2 separate regions of the Homo sapiens genome follow, and region 2 is linked to region 1. A link is an interaction called in ENCODE POLR2A ChIA-PET data of the cell type or tissue named here. Cell type or tissue: GM12878. All regions are shown on one strand.

Evidence for each region. ChIA-PET counts read pairs that join two places held together with the same protein. Peaks named below come from ENCODE experiments on the same cell type or tissue, not always from the same donor. Only the 100,000 strongest peaks of a DNase experiment are listed, where the experiment ranks them.
Region 2: POLR2A ChIA-PET joins it to region 1 with 5 read pairs; 3 of 35 experiments call an interaction of 5 or more read pairs at or near these places.

Annotation. Positions count from the first base shown.
Region 1 is chr17:5,292,879-5,300,878 of GRCh38, reverse strand. All of the region lies in intron 1 of RABEP1 (rabaptin, RAB GTPase binding effector protein 1), which reads right to left. Among named protein-coding and RNA genes, the nearest start is that of RABEP1, 15 kb to the right of the region's middle. RefSeq lists a silencer at 1,349-1,398. In GM12878, a CTCF peak has its summit at 3,458; a DNase peak (open chromatin) is centred at 1,274; H3K27ac peaks cover 1,242 bases.
Region 2 is chr17:4,926,548-4,934,547 of GRCh38, reverse strand. GP1BA (glycoprotein Ib platelet subunit alpha) reads right to left here and starts at 2,271. Exons shown (of 2, transcript NM_000173.7): 1 at 2,183-2,271; 2 at 1-1,949. The coding sequence starts at 1,943. RefSeq lists an enhancer at 6-225. In GM12878, a CTCF peak has its summit at 82; a DNase peak (open chromatin) is centred at 156; H3K4me3 peaks cover 335 bases; H3K27ac peaks cover 875 bases.

The DNA.
Region 1 (8,000 bases):
TCTAGAATCTCTCTCCCTTGCCCTCCCAATGACTCTGTAAGCAACTTCATATCTTCTCAAAAATACCTTTTCTGCTTAGACCAGACAGGACAAATTGTTTTGTTTGCAACCAAGAAGCTTGGGCAAAACATACTGTCACTCCCACTACCATACTCTTAAAGACTGCTCATAGGGTGCTAAGCAATGATTAAACAATAATAACAAACATCTACAAGGAATTAACAAGAGTTAGAGGGTAGGAAACACTTGAAAAATCTGCTTACGATCAACCTGGCTGATTTCATAACATCATACGGGGATGGGGGAGCACATACTGACTTCCTTCTCAAGAGTACAGTATAGAAAGGTCCCCCCGCTTGCACCCCAAGAAAGAGAGAGAAACTTGACCAATACTACCTCAGTAGGGGTGGTCAAGGCTACACATCACTGATAAGCCATGTATGTAACCTTGATGTGACACAAAGAAAACGATACTTTACCCATGTGCTCTTCCTCCCAAGACGCTATGTCAGTCTAATCATGAGAAAAACATCACACAGATCCCAATTTAGGGACATTCTGCAAAATACCTGACCAGTACTTCTTAAAACTGGCAAGATCATCAAACCAAAGTCACAGAAACTTTCACAGTCTAGAGAAGCCTAAGGAGGCCTGGCAACAAAATGTAATGTAACAGCCTTCAAGCTTAACAGAAATGAAAAACTCATGCACTTGAATGCTTAGCTGGGTAGATTTTCCTTCCCATCTAACTGCATATTATACTCTATAAGACCCAGTCATATCTCCTAATATAACCCTCAGTTTTGCCTGGAGTCCAATCAGAGAGAAAAAGCAGTTTAGAAATGAGTGTAGGCCAGGCACGGTGGCTGATGCCTGTAATCACAGCACTTTGGGAGGCCGAGGTGGGCAGATCATGAGGTCAAGAGATCAAGAGCATCCTGGCACACATGGTGAAACCCCATCTCTACTAAAAATACAAAAATTAGCCGGGCATGGTGGCAGGAGCCTGTAGTCCCAGCTACTCAGGAGGCTGAGGCAGGAGAATCGCTTGAACCCAGGAGGCAGAGGTTGCAGTGAGCCGAGATCACGCCATTGCACTCCAGCCTGGCGACAAGGAGAGACTCTGCCTCCAAAAAAAAAAAAAAAAGAAAAAGAAAAAGAAAAGAAAAAAAGAAAAAGAAATGAGTGCAGAGAGCAGCTTGAATAGCCCTGTAAATGAGAAACAAACCCCAATGACAGCAGAGAGGACTGGGTCACAAGGCAAAAATAAAACCGTGACTAAAAATGAATTCAGAACCACGTAATATAAGGGCAAACAAAACTAACTGAAAACACACTTCAGTGGCCCTAGGGACTCATTAGCTTACCGCTCAGTACCAAAACTAACTTCCATAATACTAAGTCCTCAATAAAAGATTAAATGATGCCCAGTGTTCTCTGTTTAAGGATAATAGTGATAATAGTGATTTAAGTAAAACTGCTTAAAAAAAAAAAAAAAACCTGCTACACACCTAGTACCCAGACTGTGTTCTCTAAATGACATTCCCCACTAAAAGGAACTAGGGATCCTTAGGAAAAAGGACCAATTCCAGGTCCAGGGCAGGAAGTGTACAAGATAAGCCTGGAACATCTTGTCTGTTAAGGTTATATAAAAAGATTTAGGAGTCAATGTAAAGAGGCCACACACTGGCCAAAAATGAGACAGTTTGGGTATCAGTGTGGTAGGCTGAAACTTCCTCCCACCACACCCCCTCCACACACACACAAGTGCGCACGACAACTGGGGAATATGTGAACACAGAATGGATATTTGGTGTTACTGTTAACTGGTTTTAGGTGTTATAATAGCATTGTGGTACGTTTACACATACACTGAAATATTTCCAAATAAAATCACAGATTCCTAGTTTAAAATCCTGGAGGAGGCCGGGCACAGTGGCTCACGCCTGTAATCCCAGCACTTTGAGAGGCTGAGGCGGGCGGATCACGAGGTCAGGAGATCGAGACCATCCTGGCTAACACGGTGAAACCCCATCTCTACTAAAAATACAAAAAATTAGCCGGGCGTGGTGGCGGACGCCTGTAGTCCCAGCTACTCAGAAGGCTGAGGCAGGAGAAAGGCATGAACCCGGGAGGCGGAGGTTACAGTGAGCTGAGATCTCGCTACTGCACTCCAGCCTGGGCGACAGAGCGAGACTCCGTCTCAAAAAAAAAAAAAAAAATCCTGGAGGAGGTGGGAGTTATACGTGAGACTGGCCATACATTAAGAATCATGACACATGGAAGGTGGTGACTCTACATACTAATATTTTTAAGTGTTTAAGAAGCTCCATATGAAGATATAACGAGGCATTATGCACATACACACACAATTCAGAGTGGAGAACTATTCATAAAGAATATCATAATCTCTGGTTATTACCAGTTCCTCTAATATAAACAGTAATTGGTTTAGAATAGTCTTAAGATTTCTATCATTTACAAGAAAAAAGCCTAATGCAACAAAAAACACCTCTTAGAACCATATTTAATTATACCGTAAAACGAATCAAATTCCCTATATATACTCTTCCCTTGATTGTAACATAGAAAATTTTAAAATGTAGATGTAATTCCTTATCTCCCTACACTTGGGTTATAAAAAGGCTACACATTAGCTATAAACTCTACAGTGGGGGTTACTTATCAGAAGAAAAGTTCTTCTAAATAAATAATAAAAACACAGGGTTATATTTTATTTACAAGGAAAGTTGGCTGCATTATTTATGGGCTTTTCCGAAATAGCAAGGTCATACACAGAGAGGGAACAGAATTTTTAATAAATAGCTATCTGCCTACATGTGGATGAAGGAGATTAACTGTATGTCTCAGGAAGGGAACACAAGAACCAAGAGGAAAGAGAAGTCTTAAGGAAAGAACGCTGATGTTAACACTTGGGAGGAAACTCTTGATTAAAGCTACAGAAAATGAAATGTGTAATTGAGCTAACAATCAAGTATCCATTGCCTATTTATCAACTATTATATGAGAAGCCATAGAGCATAACAGCTGAGAGCACAGGCTCTGGAATTAAACTAGGGTTTGAATCCCAGCCCTCCCACTAAGCTGGTTCCTTCTCTCCATCTGTAACAAGGGGGACTAATAATAGGACTATCTTCTAGCTTTGTAGTAAGGATTAAATAATTCACAAATAGCTCTTCATGGAGTATCAGGCAAGTTATTTTATACACTGGCTCATTAAATTTTCAAACCAAACCATAAAATAGGCATTATCACCCCAGTTACAGATGCAGAAACATTCTAAGATTAAGCTAACCTATTGATATACAGCTAGTAAGTAGCAGAGCTGGATTCAAACACTGACCTGCCTGGTTCCAAGGCCTAGCTGGATTTCCCCATGATTACAGGTGTTTAATAGAGGAGATTCATGAGTCACATGAGCAGAAGTTGTAAACGGTGTAATACCACCTCCTAGGGATGTTCTTCTTTTATGCAGTCACACTGTTCATTTATACGTTGAAATCTGTAAGCAATCTGTATTAATTACAAATTATTTTCCTTTACAATAAAGGCATTATGCTGTTAGGTTTTGGGGTTTTTAAAAAAGTCTTGTGTACAATTTTATATCAGAATGGTAAAGGGGGTATCCTAAAGCATTTTGTCATAAACCAGTGGTTCTCAACTAAAGGTCATTATACAATTTCACCACCAAGAATTTATCCTAAGGAAATAATCATAGATATGTATAAAGACATAATTGCAAGAATATTGACTGCAGTATCAGTTAAAATTCCAAAACATTCGGAAAAAGTCAATATCTAACAATAGAAAACTAACAAAAAGCTGGGCACAGTGGCTCACGCCTGTAATCCCAGCACTCATGGAAGCTGAGGCAGGCAGATCATTTGAGCCAAGAGTTCGAGACCAGTCTGAGCAACATGGTGAAACCTCTTCTCTACAAAAAATAAAAAATTAGCCAGATGTGGTGGTGCACACCTGTAGTCCCAGCTGCTCAGAAGGTTGAGGATCAACTGACCCCACGGGGTCAAGGCTACCGTGAGCCATGACTGTACCACTGCACTCCAGCTGGAGCTACAGAGTGAGACCTTGCCCACCCCAACCAAAAACAAAAAGAAAATAAAATTGACAAAATAAATTATGCAATAGCTATACAAGTTAAGATGAATCTTGAAAGAGAACATAAATTCTATCAAATGTTCAGAGAATATTTTCTATACTACTTAAACTGTCCTCAACATAGAAAAAAATGAAATGTTTCCCGTTTTACCAAGCTAGTATAATCAAGATACCAAAACCAGGCTGGGCACGGTGGCTCACACCTGTAATCCCAGCACTTTGGGAGGCCAAGGCGGGTGGATTACCTGAGGTTGGGAGTTTGAGACCGGCCTCATCAACATGTAGAAACCCAGTCTACTAAAAATACAAAATTAGCCGGGTGTGGTGGCACATGCTTGTAATCCCAGCTACTTGGGAGGCTGAGGCAGGAGAATCACTTGAACTTTGGAGGCGGAGGTTGTGGTGAGCTGAGATAGCACCATTGCACTCCAGCCTGGGCAACAAGAATGAAACTCTGCCTTAAACAAACAAAAAAAAGATACCAAAACCCAATGCAGTACCAAAATGGAAAACTACAAGCCAATCTCACTTATGAATATAATCGCAAAAATTCTCGAACCTTAGCAAATCAGATCTAGCTACATACTACAATAACAATCCATCACAACCAAGTTGAGTTCATCTGAAGTGCGCAAAAACAAACATCCAGAAATCCATTAATGCAATCCGTTTTGTTAAACACATCAAAAAGACCTGAGATAATCTCAGTGAATTTTAAAGAAAAGTAAAGGAATTAGAGAGGAAACAGCTATGAGAAACAGACTATCCAATATAAGGATGATCCATGTGCCTGAAGTAGAGAACCCAACAAATGTAACTAAGAAAACAGTAGAAGATTTAAAGGAATAAATAGTCCCAAAAAGAAATCAGAACTAAATCTACAAAAAATAATGATGTGGCAAACAGGCCCACAGAGGAAGAAAGCAGAAAACTGAAGAAACTCAGATCTTTGACATCCTTGAGCAGCTGAACCAAATTTAGAATGCTCTACTTGTGAACGTGTAACACACAGAAAAACTGAACCCTTCACTTTTGAAGCTACTAGGGGTTGGCTTTCCAGTTGGTCTCAGACAGTTATTCCTAATGACACAAAAGAACATATAAAAACTTAAATGTATCAAAAGTATCAAATTTTAAATGTATGTAAACTTTGACAGAACAGGGATTTAGCAGAGGGAAGTATTTGGCTAAATATTTAGAGACACATGTATCAGGATGTTTGCCGCAGTGTCCTTTGAAATAGAAAAAAATAAAAACAATACTTACTAAGAGGGTTAATTAAACCTATTATGGAATCCATACATTAGAATACTATTGTTACATACCATTAAAAATAACTTTTTTTTTTTTTTTGAGACGGAATCTTCCTCTGTTGCCCAGGCTGGAGTGCAGTGGCATGATCTCAGCTCATGGCAACCTCCACCTCCTGGGTTCAAGGGATTGTCCTGCCTAAGCCTCTCTCAAATAGCTGGGATTACAGGTGTGCACCACCACGCCTGGCTAATTTTTGTTATTTTTTTTTAGTAGAGACGGGGTTTCACCATGTTGGTCAGGCTGGTCTCGAACCCCTGACTTCAGGTGATTTGCCCGACTCGGTCTCCCAAAGTGCTGGGATTACAGGTGTAAGCCACCGCATCTGTCCTCAAAAATAACATTATTTAATAATACATCATGAACATCTCTTCATTTAAGTGGGAAAAAACATGCTATAAAAGTACTGTAATTTTCTATCAAATTTTTACGTTTTTTTTTAAACATATTTTATACATATGAAACTCTAAAAAGACAATACCGTTGGCCGGGCACGGTGGCTCACGCCTGTAATCCCAGCACTTTGGGAGGCCGAGGCCGGCAGATCACAAGGTCAGGAGATCGAGACCACCCTGGCTAACGTGATGAAACCCTGTCTCTACTAAAAATACAAAAATTAGCCTGGCGTGGTGGCAGGCGCCTGTAGTCCCAGCTACTCGGGAGGCTGAGGCAAGAGAATGGCGCAAACCCAGGAGGCAGAGCTTGCAGTGAGCCGAGATCGCGCCACTGCACTCCAGCCTGGGTGACAGAGCGAGACTCCATCTCAAAAAAAAAAAAAAAAAAAAAAAAAAAAAAAAGACAATACCGTTTTCCCTCAGTATCTGAGGGAAATTGGTTCCAGGACCTCTCAGATACCAAAATCTGATGATATTCAAGTCCCTTATATAAAACAGTGTAGTATTTGCATATAACTTATGCATATTCTCCCATGTACTTTAAATCACCTCTAAATAACTTATAATACCTAATACAATGTAAATACTATGTAAATAGTTGTCATACTGCATTTTTTAATTTGTATTCTTATTGTTTTATTGGTTTATTTTCTTGAGTTGGAGTCTCACTGTCACCCAGGCTGGAGTGCAGTGGCGCCACCTCAGCTCACTGCAACCTCCGCCTCCCGGGTTCAAGCAGTTCTCCTGCCTCAGCCTCCTGAGTAGCTGGGATTACAAACGCGTGTCACCACGCCCAGCTGACTTTTGTATTTTTAGTAGACAGGGTTTGTCAGACTGGTCTCGAACTCCTGACCTCATGATTCCCCCGCCTCAGCCTCCCAAAGGGTTTATTTTCAATCCCCAGATGGTTGAATTCATGAAAGTGGACCCCGCAGATACAGAGGGCTAACTGTATACCAAAGTGTTAATAAACTGTCTTTGCTGACTGTTCACTTTACACTTTTTTTGCATTTTCTTAGTTGTCTGCAATGGGCAATATAAATTTTATCTGTAATTATAAAATAATTATAGAAAGAAAATTAATGACAAGTGCAAGATGTGGAAGATCCAACTTGACAAACAGCTCACATAGAAACAACTTAATAATTGAAATGATGTAGAAAAAAATTGGCCACTGTTTAAAAATAAATTTAAACACTAACAACATAAGTTATGAGCAGCTATCTAATTGATTTTGCGACAGAGAACATCTTTGAAAATGTCAAAATATTACCAATAAGTTTGTCCAAGTGAAATTTTAGATTTCTTTATAACAAAAATTATCCCAATGGCCAGATGCAGTGGCTCACACCTGTAATCAAAGAACTTTGGGAAACTGAGGCAGGTGGATCCCTTGAGCCCAGGAGTTTGAGACCAGCCAGGGCAACAAAGGGAGATTCTGTCTGTACAAAAAATACAAAAATTACCTAGGCATGGTGGCATGTGCCTATAGGGCCCTCAGGAGGCTGAGGTGAGAGGTCAAGGTTACATTGAGCCGTGATCACACCACTGCACTCCAGCCTGGGTGATGGAGAGAGACCCTGTCTCAAAAAAATAAATTACCCCAAAAGCCAAAATAAGAAAAAACATGGAAAATACCTGTAAATATCTGTAACAAATAAAAAACAAAGGCCAATGTCTATGAAGATATTATATACAAAGAGATATATATAGAGAGAAAGATATACAGATTTTTTTTTTTGAGGGGGGAGACAGAGTTTCCCTCTTATTGTCCAGGCTGGAGTGCAATGGTGCAATCTCGGCTCACTGCAACCTCTACCTCCCAGATTCAAGCGATTCTCGTGCCTCACCCTCCCAAGTAGCTGGGATTACAGGCACGCACCACCACACCCAGCTAATTTTTGTATGTTTAGTAGAGACGGGGTTTCATGTTAGTCAGGCTGGTCTCGAACTCCTGACCTCAAGGGATCCACCTGCCTCAGTCTTCCAAACTGCTGAGATTATAGGCATGAGCCACCACACCTGGCCAATATTTATAAATTAATAAGAAAATGAACAAGGCACAGCAGCTCATGCCTGTAATGCCAGCACTTTGAGATGCCAAGGCAGGCAGATGGCTTGAGCCCAGAAGTTCAAGACCAGCCTGGGCAACATGGA
Region 2 (8,000 bases), 370 kb after region 1:
GAGTACCTAATGCTCACTGTGCTCAGCAGGTCCTGACCACGACCCTGACTCAGAGCTGAGGGCCTCCTTCCTGCCACTAGAGGCCCCACACGGCCATTAGGCCGTACCCACAGGAAGAGGCTGGAGCGGAAAGTGGGAAGCGAACCTCGAAGGAAGAGCAGCCAGGCCCGGGGCACTGTCACTTGCCGTCCCCTCTGCAGCTCCAGGTGTGTGGTTTGTGTGGCTGTGGTCAGAGCAGCACCTTGGCCAGAGTCCAGGGCCTGTGGTTTCACATGCCCAACCCAGCTCAGCAGCAGGATGAGGACCACAGAGGCAAAGAGCAGCCAGAAGAGACCCAAGACATAGAAGCCCAGGGGGAGGAGGCAGCAAAAGTCGGGGTGGAGAAAAGGGTCATTTCTGGAGCTCTCCAAATGCCCTTGGAGCACCCCACGGAGCTTTGGTGGCTGATCAAGTTCAGGGATGGTTTTTTTGGTGGATTCTAAGAGTGATACGGGTTTTGTGGTAGTTAAAAATGTGCTTTTTGGAGTGATCAGGCTTGTGGCAGACACCAGGATGGTCGGGCTTGTGGCGATGGTCGGGATTGGGGTGGGCTCCGGGGTGGTCGGGCTGGGGGCGGGCTCTGAGGTGGGCTCTGGGGTGGTCGGGCTGGGGGCGGGCTCTGAGGTGGGCTCCGGGGTGGTCGGGCTGGGGGCGGGCTCTGAGGTGGGCTCTGGGGTGGTCGGGCTTGGAGTGGGCTCCAGGGTGGTCATGTTTGGGGCGGGCTCCGGGACGGGCTCTGAGGTGGTCGGGCTTGGGGTTGGTTCAGTAGTGGATTTTGGAGTTTTGGAGAATGTGATGGATTCCATGTGAAGTGTGAAATTTGGGGTCCATCTAGGTGGGAATGTGGTCTGCTCCTTAGTGGATTCTTGTGTTGGATGCAAGGAGGAGGGCATTTGGCTGTCTAGAGAAGCAGTGGACCATGAGTAGAATAGACCCCAGGGGGTTGTATGGGCTTTGGTGGGGAACTTGACCACAGTCCTTGTGGCACGCACCTTATCGCCCTCAGTGTCCTCTTCTGGGTAGTAATCATATAGGTCTGTGTCACCTTCATCACCAAGGGTGGGGCACCCCTTTCCTGGGTATTTGTAGACGGGAAACTTGTCTGAATTGTCACACTGCACACTGGCCACGTTAGAGGTCATGGCCTTGACGTCCACACCTTGCTTCCATACGTAGACATTTTCAGCATTGTCCTGCAGCCAGCGACGAAAATAGAGGATCTCACAGTTGCATAACCAGGGGTTCCCGTGGAGAAAAGCAAAAGGCAGGAGGTGGGACCCAAAAAAGCCCTTTGGTATTGTATACAGCGAGTTCTCTTGGAGGAGAAGGGTGTCGAGATTCTCCAGCCCATTCAGGAGCCCAGCGGGGAGCTCAGTCAAGTTGTTGTTAGCCAGACTGAGCTTCTCCAGCTTGGGTGTGGGCGTCAGGAGCCCTGGGGGCAGGGTCTTCAGCTCATTGCCTTTCAGGTAGAGCTCTTGGAGTTCGCCAAGACCACGCAGGGCACCAAGAGGCAGCGAGGTCAGCCGGTTGAAGGAGACGTCCAGGACGGTGAGAGCAGGCAGTGTCTGCCCTAGCAAGGGCAGGCTTTGCAGCTGATTGTGGGATAGATCCAGGGTCCCCAGCACTGGCAGCGTCCCATCGACCTGGAGCTTGGTGAGCTCGCACCTATCTAGGTTCAGCTGAGTGAGGCGAGTGTAAGGCATCAGGGTTGCCAGGGAGAAGGTGTACAGGAGGTTCTCACTCAGGTGGAGGATGGTTGTGTCTTTCGGCAGGTCTGGAGGCAGCGCTGTCAGATTCCTCTTGTCACAGTTCACTTCTAGGTGGCTGGCCACTTTGGAGACCTCACAGATGGGGTGGGGGTGTAAGGGGCTTGGCAGCAGGAGCAGCAAGAGGAGGAGAGGCATGAGGACCTGTGGGCAAGGGAGCCTTGAGTGGATCCCCCTGCATCCCCTGGAAGCATCCCCCCAGGCCCCAGCCCCCTTCCCCCTGCAGCTTCGCTTCCAGAAACAGCATCCACACCTCCTGTCCTCCCTACTCCCATCTCCCACCCTTGCCTGCAGAACTTAAAACTACTAGCTCCAGGTCCTTGGCTCTTTCCCCTCCCTCAGACCCCTCTCCTGCCCCAGCACCAACCCCGGCTTACAGGCAGGCAGAAAGACCTCCGAAGGCACAGAGCGTCTTCTAGGGTGCCACTCGACTCCGTCCTTCTCTCTTCTAGCCCCATGGAGGACTAAGCCAGTGGCAAGGAAGGGGATGGGGGTGAGGAGGAAATGCAGGCCTGATAGGGATTCCAGTGACCGGGAATCCCCTGGACACAAGCCCTTATCGCCTCACTCCACGGCTTTCCCCCAGGCCCTCTTTGTGGTTCTCTCTTCCGCTTTCCTTTTACACAGGGGAGATGGGGGTGGACTCCTCCAAACAGCCTTCTGCCATCTTTTAAAAACCTCTCCAGGGCCGGGCGCGTGGCTCATGCCTGTAATCCCAGAACTTTGGGAGGCTGAGGCGGGCGGATCACCTGAAGTCAGGAGTTCGAGACCAGCCTGACCAACACGGGGAAACCCTGTCTCTACTAAAAATACATTAGCCAGGCGTGGTGGCGCATGCCTGTAATCCCAGCTACTCGGGAGGCTGAGGCAGGAGAATCGCTTGAAACCGGGAGGTGGAAAGAGGTTGCGGTGAGCCGAGATCGTGCCATTGTACTCCAGCCTGGGTGACAAGAGCAAAACTCCATCTTAAAAACAAAAAAACCTCTCCAGATGCCCGCTTCTCTTCCTCTTCACAGCTGCATTCTGAGAGTTGCCTACTTTTAATTCTCTCCCACCTTTCTCTCTGCCTTCTCACCCCAGTCTATGCTGATTTCTTTCCCCTGCTACTCCATTGACTCGGTTCTTACCAAGGTCTTTAATGCTCTCCCTCCTCTACATCCATGGGAAACTTCTCCACTGTGATCTTACTTTATTTCGGCAGCCTGCATACCCATGGCCACTCGCCCCTTGGGATTCTCCTTTTGGCCTCTGTGACACATGACCCTGTAATTTTCTTGGTTTTCTTCTTACCTGTTTGGTTGGGCCTTCTCAGTCTCCTTCATAGATTCCCCTTCTTGAACAATTAAACTGCCCCCAGAGTTTGTGCTTAGGCTGTCTTCATTCCCAGCTAATTTTTATATTTTTAGTAGAGACGGGGTTTCACCATGTTGGTCAGCCTGGTCTCGAACTCCTCATCTCAAGTGATCCACCCACATTGGCTTCCCGAAGTGCTGGGATTAGAGGCATGAGCCACCGCGCCCGGCATTCTCTTCTTTTCTTACGCTATGCAACCACCTGAGATTATCCTCATCCATTCCCTTGCCTTCAACCACCACCTACAACCTAATGACTCTCAAATCTATGTCTCTAGTCCAGACCCTTCTCCTGAGACACAAGCACATATGTCCAGCTGCCTTCTGGACATCTCTACTTGGATGTCCCACAGACACCAAAACAATATGTTCAAAGCTGAACTCACCATCTCTCTCCAAATGGCTTCTCCTCCTGTGTTGCTCAGCCTGGTGAGTGGCACCATCATCCACTCATTTACCTAACCATTCAGTCAACACAAACAAAATCCCTAATAGTCATCTCTAACGTCTCCCGTCTTTCATCCCCATCACCAAGTCCTGGTGATTTTATCTCCCGTCTCTCTCAAATCTACTCTCCATCCACACCATCCTGCCAGCATTCCTAGTCCAAGGTTGTTGTTGTTTCTTGTTCATATCCTCCTCCTCCTCTTCTTCTTCCTCCTCTTCCTCCTTTCTTCTTCTTCTTCTTTTTTTTTTTTTTTTTTTTTGAGATGGAGTCTTGCCCTGTCTCCCAGGCTGGAGTGCAATGGCTCCATCTCGGCTCACTGCCACCTCTGCCTCCTGGGTTCAAGCAATTCTCCTGCCTCAGCCTCCTGAGTAGCTGGGATTACAGGCACCCGCCATCATGCCCGGCTAATTTTTCATATCTTTAGTAGAGACGGGGTTTTACCATGTTGTCCAGGCTGGTCTCCTTTGCTCTGTCTCCCAGGCTGGAGTGCAGTGGCGCAATCATGCCTCACTCAAGGACAAACTCCTGGACCCAAGGGATCCTCCTGCTTCAGCCTCCCAAGGAGTTGGGACTACAGGCATGCACCACCACACCTGGCTGATTTAAAAATTTTTTTCTAGAGACAGAAAAACATTTGTTTGTTGCCTAGGCTGGTCTCAAACTCCTGGGCTCAAGCGATCCTCCCACCTCGGCCTCCCAAAGTGCTAGGAGTACAGGCGTGAGCCACCATGCCCTGCCCAGGGCACCATCTTCTCGCTACTGCTTCCCTGCAACAGCCTCCTTGCTGGTCTCCCAACTTCCCAATTCCCTTTCTTCTCTTTATTCTCCACTGGAGTGGTCTTTCAGAACTGCACATTTGCTCATATCCTTCCACTGCTTGAAATCCACCAATGGGCCAGGCACAGTGGCTCACACCTGTAATCCTAGCAGTTTGGGAGGCCGAGGCGGGTGGATCACCTGAGGTCAGGGGTTTGAGACCAGCCTGGCCAACATGGTGAAAACCCATCTCTACTAAATATACAAAAAATTAGCCAGACGTGGTGGCCGGCACCTGTAATCCCAGCTACTAGGGAGGCTGAGGCAGGAGAACAGCTTGAGCCCCAGGGGGCATAGGTTGCAGTGAGCTGAGATCACACCCCCTCACTCCAGCCTGGGCGAAAGAGCGAAATTCTGTCTCTAAATAAATAAATAAATTCACCAATGGCTCCTCATAGATCTCAGGAGAAAGTCTAAAGTTCCCAACATGGCCTGCAGGGTCCTGCAAGGTCTCCCCTTTGCCTGCCTGTCCAGCCCCATCTGTTCCCACTCTGCCCTTACTCTTGATCATTCTCTCCTGTGCCTGAACTTTTTCTTCAACCCTTATCCCCTTCTGCCTAACTTTTACTTATTTGGCAAGTTCCAGCTCAGAATTCCTTCCTCTGGAAAGCCTTTTCTGACTTCCGAAGACCAGGTTAAATGTCTATTACAGAAAGTCAGACACCATGCCCTGCCTGTTGGTCCACTGCCCCTTCTGTGATGAGAATGTGGCCCTGCACTGTTCCCCAGTAGGAGCTCCATGCAGCCGCCTGAGCCTGCCCCTATCTGCTTCCAGCTGGTGACCGGACAAGGGATAGACACTTAAGCCAGATGCAGTTAATCCATAGATTTGCCATTTATATAATTTGCCCGCTGCAAAGGTATTGGAAAATGTGGGGAAGACGAGGTAGTATAGAAAGTGAGGTGGGAGTTTGTCTGGAGAGAAGCCATGAAATTGAATAAGGACCCCGAGCCCAGAGGCTGTTGATTTTTTTTTTTCTTTTTGACCCTCACCCAGGCTGGAGCGCGGCGGCGCCATCTCCGCTCACTGCAACCTGCTCATGCGATCCTCCCGCCTCAGCCTCCCGAGCAGCTGGGATCACAGGTGCACACCACCACGCCGGGCTAATTTTCGTATTTTTAGTAGAGAGGGCATTTCACCATGTTGGCCAGGATGGTCTTGATCTCTTTTTTCGCTCTTGTTGCCCAGGCTGGAGTTCAATGGAGTGATCTCGGCTCATGGCGACCTCCGCCTCCTGGGTTCATGTGATTCTCCTGCCTCAGCCTCCCAAGTAGCTGGGATTACAGGCATACACCACCACGCCCAACTAATTTTGTATTTTTAGTGGAGACTGGATTTCTCCATGTTGATCAGGCTGGTCTTGATCTTCCGACCTCAGGTGATCAGCCTGCTTCGACCTCCCAAAGTGCTGGGATTACCGGCATGAGCCACTGCGTCCAGCCTGCTCATATTTTATTTAGGACTTTTGCCTCTAAGTTAGAAAATAGGAGTGGCTTATAGATCTCTTTTGGGGATCTTTGTCTGTTTTTCTGTTTGTTTGGTTTTATGATCAGAGTTTATGCTAGCCTTGTAAAATAAATTGGAAAACTATATTCTCTGGAACAGTTATAGATAGGGATTTTCTGTTCTACATAGATTGGTGGAGTTCACCTATAAACCCATCTGGAGGCTGGGCACGGTGGCTCACGCCTGTAATCCCAGCACTTTGGGAGGCTGAGGCGGGCGGATCATGAGGTCAGGAGATCGAGACCATCCTGGCTAACACGGTGAAACCCCATCTCTACTAAAAAATACCAAAAAAATTAGCTGGGCGTGGTGGCGGGCGCCTGTAGTCCCAGCTACTTGGGAGGCTGAGGCAGGAGAATGGCATGAACCCAGGAGGCAGAGCTTGCAGTGAGCCGAGATCGTGCCACTGCACTCCAGCCTGGGCGACAGAGCAAGACTCCGTCTCAAAAAAAAAAAAAAAAAACCATCTGGATGTGGTGCCACTTCGGAGATAGGTTTTTGTGTTTTTTTGTGTGCTTGGTTTGGTGTGATTTGAGACAGGGTCTCACTTTGTCACCCAGGTGGAATACAGTGGTGCCATCATGGCTCACTGCAGCCTCAACCTCCCAGGCTCAAGCGATCTTCCCACCTCAGTCTCCTGAGTAGCTGGGACCTCAGGCATGTGCCACTATGCCCAGCTATTGTTTTAAATTTTTTGTAGAGACAGGGTCTCACTATGTTACCCAGGCTGGTCTTGAACTTCTGGGCTCAAGCAGTCCTCCTCTCTCCACCTCCCAGCCACTCAAAAGGCTGAGGTAGGAGGACTGTTTGAGCCCGGGAGGTCGAGGCTGCAGAAAGCCATGATTGCAGCACTGCACTCCGGCCTGGGTGACAGGGTGAGACCCTGTCTCAAAATAAAATAAATAAATAAATAAGTTCCTTCCCTAATATTCTTCCTGTTATTGAAGCCACCTTTGCAAAATTATGACTGAGACAGTGAAAGAGATCTAACCTAAGCAACTCCATCTTGCTTCTAAGCTTTAAGCTGTGCTTGTTCCTTCCTGAGCATAGGCTGAACTAACTTTGAGAGGAACTTAGTTTATTGTTTATAGTTACAGGCGTGAGCCATCACACCCGGCCTAGAGTTTATAGTTTAAAACAAAGACGGTAATAGCCCTTTCCCAAAACAAACCTACTTCTTGCCTGAGAACTAGACTGCCTTTGTAGTACTAACAAACTAGCCAAGAGATTACCAATTATGGTTTAGGAGTCCGGGCGCAGTGGCTCACGCCTGTAATCCCAGCACTTTGGGAGGCCGAGGTGGGCAGGTCACCTGAGGTCAGGAGTTTGAGACCAGCCTGACCAACGTGGTGAAACCCCATCTCCACTAAAGATACAAAAATTAGCCGGGTGTGGTGGCTCCCACCTGTAATCCCAGCTGCTCCGGAGGCTGAGGCAGGAAAATGGCGTGAACCCGGGAGGCGGAGGTTTCAGTGAGCCGAGACCGCGCCACTGCACTCCAGCCTGGCCGACCGAGCAAGACTGTCTCAAAAAAAAAAAAAAAAAAAAAGAAAGAAATTACGGTTTAGGAGTCATGCAGCTGGAGGCTACAGGATTCTGACCCTCCCTGGACTGCCCGTAAGATCAGTGCTTGAGACGTTTTGCCGACCCTGCACTTGATGGATCAGCTGGCGCCACCCAGATCAATAAACTGGCTCATCTGATCTTGTGGCCCCCACCCAGGAACTGACTCAGCACAAGAGGACAGCTTCAGCTTCCCATATTTTCATCTCTGACCTGATCAATCAGCACTCCCGGCTCACTGGCTTTCCCCCACCCACCAAGTTGTTCTTAAAAATTCCAATCCCTGAATGCTCAGGGAGACTGATTTGAGTAACAGTAAAACTCTGGCCTCCCACACAGTCGGCTCTGTGTGAATTCCTCTTTCTCTATCGCAATTCCCCCATCATGATAAATCGGCTCTGTCTAGGCAGCGGGCAAGGTGAACCCATTGGACGGTTGCCTTATTACCTGAGCCTAGCCCAGGGGTGTGACCTAATCACGGACAAGTGTACTCCTCCTAGGATTTCACG